Regions from separate parts of the Homo sapiens genome. Here region 1 is linked to region 2. The links are chromatin loops, found by intact Hi-C in ENCODE. Cell type or tissue: Calu3. All regions are shown on one strand. Links, peaks and the distances in the headings refer to the core of each region. The heading gives the core; the rest is flanking DNA.

Region 1 (2,820 bases), core at 2-2,501, 280 kb after region 2:
CACTTAAAGTGAGGGCATTTGTTGGTAAAGAATGAGGTCCCATAAGTCAGAGTGTAATGGTGTGGGAAAATCCAGGTGAGGCTGGGACATCAAGCTCCTAAATTCTGACGAGCATTGTTTGCCAGTGCTCTCCATTCCTAGCAGCAGCGCATTCCCACCCACAGTGCGATCAGCCTTTCCACCTCTGATCCCACAGGGGATTAACTCTGCATTTGCCTGAGTAAATGGCAATGTCCTCCTCTGAGTCAGTTGTCAAGCAAGGCAATTGCTGATGCTCCTCAGGACTCAACTCTATCACCCCTCTTTGCTTCTAGATCTATAAAGAGACTCAAGTCCCAGCAGGCCCCTAAGAGTGAGGTACAAAGTGTGGCCCACCAGGAGGTGCGCTACACTACAAAGGAACTACTTGAGTTTTCTAACTTATATAAGCAGAAATCTGGGGAACATGTATGGGAATAGATATCAAGGGTGTGGGATAATGGTGGAAGGAACATAAAGTTGGATCAGGCCAAGTTTGTTGGTATGGGCCTACTAAGCTGAGATTATGCATTTAATGTTGCAGTTCAGGGAGTTAGGAAAGGTTCTAACACTTTGGTTGATTGACTCAAAAGATAGCCCACCATGAGTGAGTAGGAGCTGACCTAAACACCCTATCTCCCAGTTTACAATAGAGGAAGGGATGCAAAGGCTTAGGGAGACTGGAATCCTAGAGTGGATTTGTCACTTAAAACCTCCTCACCCACACATACCTTTCACCAATACTTTGATAAATAGATTTGCAAGGGGAGCCCCAACATCCCTGAAGAGTTCCGTGATTGCTCTTCTCTGAAGACAGGTCCTTGAAGTGAGAATTGCAGTCATTCAATTGAAAAAAAAAATGCAATGGTAATGATTGGATCCCAGGGTGGCAGGGGACAAGCGGCAGCATTCAATCATCCATAACAAGGTGGGTGTAGGTACCATAATGGACAGCAGAAGCAAAGCAACATTCAGAATAGTCTGACTCATGTAGATTCATATGCTGAATGAATGTGGTGCTGGCTAGTAAATCATGATGTTCCTAGGAGTGAAATAAAGAATAAACCTACTAAGTTCTTACTTGATCTGTATTGGCAGAAAACTTTCAGGTCAAGTGAACAAGAGTTGAATTTGAATGATTAAAAGAGGGAATCACAGCCCCTCAATCAGTTCCCAGACTTGAGCCAGTTTACAGATCCAGAACCCCTTGAATGAAGAGGAGGCTGGGTCCCCTCCAGGAAGAAACCTGGTACATTAGTGAGAATTTACCATTAATCTATCCCCCATTCTTCCCCAATGGGACTTCCTGCCTTTTACCAGGGTAACTGCATTGGAGGAAAGAAAATAATCAGACCTTTCAGGATTACTAGATCCTGGATCTCAACTAACAAGAGTCTTGGAACATCACTGCAGCCACCCAGTCAGTGTAAGTGCTTCTGGAGGTCCCGTAATCAATGTAGTTTTAGCTCAAGTCTGCCTCCCAGTGGGTACCCAAAACCCATCCAGTGGTCATCTCCCCAGTTCCAGATGCATAATTACAATAGACATACTCAGCAGCTTTTGTTCCTTAACTTGTGTACTGAGGGCTATTGTAGTGGTAAAGACCAAATACAAGCCATTAGAACAGTCTCTACTTAAGAAAATGGTAAACTAAAGCCAAAACCATATCCCTGGAGACAAATGCAGAGATTAGTGCCAACATGAAGGACTTGAAAAATACATGGGTGGTGATTCCCTCCACATCCTCATTCAACTCTCCTATTTGGCCTGTGCAGAAGACATGGATTCTGGAAAAGAACAGTGAATTATTAGCTTAACCAAGTGGTGACTCCAATCACAGCTGCTATACAAGATGTGGTTTCATTGCTTGAGCAAATTAACACATCTCCTGGTACTTGGTATGCAGTTATTGATTTGGCAAATGCCTTTTTCTCCCTTTCTGTCTATAAGGCAGCTTGCTTCAGTTGGCAAGGCCAGCAATACACCTTCACTGTCCTACATCCGGAATACATCAACTCCCCAGGCCTATGTCATAGTTTAGTTTCCAAGGATCTTGATCAATTTTCCCTTCCACAAGATATCACACTGGTCCATCACATTGATTACATTCTGCTAATGGACCTAGTGAGTAGTGAAGTAGTGACTACTGTGGACTTATTAGTAAGACATAAGACATTTGCATGTCAGAGCGTGGAAAATAAATACAACTAACATTTGGGGTTCTTCTGCCTCAGTGAAATTTCTAAGGGTCCAGTGGTGTGGGGCATGTTAAGATATCCCTTCTAAGGTGAAGAATAAATTGCTGCATCTGGTCTTTCCTGCAACCAAGAAAGAGGTACAATGCCTAGTAGGCTTATTTGGATTTTTGGAAGCAACACACTTCTCATTTGGGTGTGTTATTCCAGTGCATCTACTGAGTGACTGGAAAACCTGCTAGTTTTGAGTGGGGCCCAGAACAGGAGAAGGCTCTGCAACAGTGCCAAGCTGTTGTGCAAGCTGCTCTGCCATTTGGGTCATATAATTCAGAAGATCCAATGGTGCTTTAGATGTCAATGGCAGATAACGAAGCTGTTTGGCCACTTTGGCAGGCCCCTATAGATGAATCACAGCAGACGTCCTTAGGAGTTTGGAGTAAAATCCTACCATCGTCTGCAGATAATTGCTCTCCTTTTGAGAGACAGCTCTTGGTCTGCCACTGGGCCTTAGTAGAAACTGAAGATTTGACTATCATTCACCAAGTTACCATGCAACTTGAGCTGCCCGTCATGAATTGTATGTTATCTGACTCATCAAGCCATAAGC
Region 2 (2,820 bases), core at 101-2,600:
TTCTCATTATAACCTACAAAGGGATATCGGTCTTACAGAATAGCATCTTACTTCAGCTTTATGGAAGAAATTAATTCAGCCTCTATCTCCATTACCTCTCCATGTATAGACCTGGAAGGACTTAAAACATGCAAGGAACAACTAGAGTAGGTGTTGCCAGAAGATGCTCCTGCTGAAAAGGCTCTACAGAAAATGGAAAGACTGAGAGAACCCACATTGGAGACAGCAACTCTCCTCATACCTACAAAGAATTGTGGCTGGTAAATACAGAAGTCCAATACTGCTTTGGAGGACAGACATGTCAAGATATTTGATGCCAAGTTCAGAGGGGCCTGAGCTTTTCCTGTTAGGTGAATTTGCAAAATTGCAGAGCCCCTAGTGAAAATAATTTCTCCCAGGAGAGGGGTGAGAGAAATTTCTGGGTTCAATTTTATGTCTTTGGGAATAGCACATTTTAGGAGTCCACCATCACTATTTCCTTCCAATTACACAAGTAGTTTTTCTGACAAAATAAAATTGGCAAAGAATATTTTCAAATTCCAGGAAGTTTTCACAAGATAGCAAAAAATACACAGGTAGTTCATAGGTTTGTGCATGGGTTATATGCCTAATTACATGGGCATCTGGCACCAACCCTAGCACAGAATTCATTGATGGCTCTGTCTAGCCTCTATCCTGCCTTGTACTTGCATTGAAAAAGCCTCTTCCCAATTGTTTTCTAGGCCCTACCTTGAAAAAATACTAAGTATTGCACCTTATGCCCCTGCTTTCTGAAATGCAAGCATTGCACCAAAAGCTATGTTAGCCATCTCTATGCTACAACACTGGACCCCTCTTTATCTTTAATTTATCTTTAATTCAAAAGTAATTGTGTACCATTACAGCTCAGAGTTTAAAATGAGCTCTCTGAAAAACTTAAAAAAAAAAAAGAAGAAATTAATTCTAACCCTTACCTTTGGCATCTTATAAGACTTTTGGCCATGACTTACCTGTATAAATAGAAAGAACTAATTTACTACAGAAATGCCCATGGGCGAACATGTACTAGCTAATGAAGTGTTCAGCTTTTGCATGATTAACCAGCTGGTGGGGGTAGTGTAAAAGCAGAGGGCATAAAATAATAAGAAAAATTGATTAGCAGTCGTTTTTTAAAGTAGTCCATGAAAAATTCCTTTTTTTATACTCACTAGCTCAGAAACCGACCGTAAGGGAAGAAAAACTTGAATGACTCACCAGGAAACTGAGCAGGCCCACGGCTGCTGTTTGTGTGTTCAAAATTCACTAAGTAGGGAGGCCCAGGTGAAGCAGGAAAAGACACTGAACTGCTTCCAAATGGACTGACTTACACAACAGGTCCTGCCAGTTGTCATAAAGTTAATTTTCTAATATGTTGCGAAACGCATTATATAAAGTTGAAAACTATGACTGGGCTCTGTGTCCATTCAATTTTCTCTCTGGAGCACTCTGCTAGACCACACTTGGCTTTAACTACCGCCAGACCAATTCATTAAGAAAAAGGGTATAGTCTTGAGCCAGAATATTTATACACTTGACTCAGAAACAATCTATTCTAGGGGATATTTTCCCAAGCTAAATGCACTACAGGCCTTTCCTATTCATAACATTCTTTAGCTGGTCTGCAACTCCCTTAAGTGAAAAGAAAAGGAGTCAGGTCCAAAAAATAAAAACGCAGCTGACCAAAAAGAAAGGAATGGCTAAGGAAAGGCGCGGGTTTGAGGTTACTTATAAAGCAATGAAACGCTCTTTCTTCCATTTGCTTTGATGACACAACTAATATTTACTCAGCTTAGCCCTCCCTTTAGCACAGGGACAGGCATTTCCCAGGCAGGGAAAAGAGAAAAACCGAAGCTGGGTATCCTCACTAGCACACTGTACTACAGCCCTAGATTCCACCTTCTACTGGGATGCTGACCATGTCAAAGAAAGAATAAGGTGGTGCGGAGGCAGTGCCTACACAGAGATTCTTTCTCTCCCTTTCCCTTTCTCTTTCTCTTTTTCTTTCTCTTTGTCTCTCTCTCTCATGGACATGACCATAAACCAAGTGATCAAACCACAAGCCTCCCTGTCCCTTCACTCTTCTCTGTGGCCATAGATAACAGCCCTCTTCCCAACCAGACCTTTCACAGATTTGCAGCAGACCATAAGTAGAACCAGACACTGAGCCACGCATGGGATAAACAGACCACCATTACCCGAAACTCAACCATTTTCCTATGACTCCCAGGTAGAAAATCATTAATCCCACTTTACCTTTTAGGTTTAACTATGAAAAACTTCACAGTGTGGTGGGAAGGCCACTGGCAGGTCTAGAAATCTGAGTTATAGTATGAGGTCTGCTGCTAGCCTAGCTGTGTGACCTTGAGCATACCGCTTAGCCTTTCTGATCCCCAGCTTCCTCATTTACAAAATAAAGTGTTAGACAAGATCTCTAAGCCTTCTCCCAGTTCTAAGGTCTTCATTGTTATTTTTTTCTTTGCTCACTGATATGTCAATAAACTAAAGGAGATGGGCTGAGCATTTGTCAAATTTTACATTATAAACATGTTCCAGGGTTGTGTTGTCCAATGTGGTGGCCACTGGCCACATGCAGTGACTATTGAGCACATGAAATGTGGCCAGTCTGGATTTCAGAGAGTACCTCCAAAGTGCAAAAATATCTTATTCATAATTTTTGTATTAGTTACATTGAAATGCTAATATTTAGGATAAACAGAATGCATTTTTAAAATCACCAGTGCCCAGCTGGCTCAGTCAGTAGAGCATGAGACTTAAAATTAAAGTTACCTGTTTATTTTTACT

What was found. Peaks named below come from ENCODE experiments on the same cell type or tissue, not always from the same donor. Only the 100,000 strongest peaks of a DNase experiment are listed, where the experiment ranks them.
Region 1: it touches region 2 in a loop (15-fold over the local background); 1 of 110 quality-filtered maps calls a loop at or near these places.

Annotation. Positions count from the first base shown.
Region 1 is chr1:217,310,479-217,313,298 of GRCh38, forward strand. No RefSeq gene overlaps it. Among named protein-coding and RNA genes, the nearest start is that of GPATCH2, 320 kb to the right of the region's middle. In Calu3, for the core only: no CTCF peak of the experiment used is centred there; no DNase peak of the experiment used is centred there.
Region 2 is chr1:217,028,143-217,030,962 of GRCh38, forward strand. It overlaps a transcript of ESRRG not described here. Among named protein-coding and RNA genes, the nearest start is that of ESRRG, 310 kb to the left of the region's middle. In Calu3, for the core only: no CTCF peak of the experiment used is centred there; a DNase peak (open chromatin) is centred at 1,279.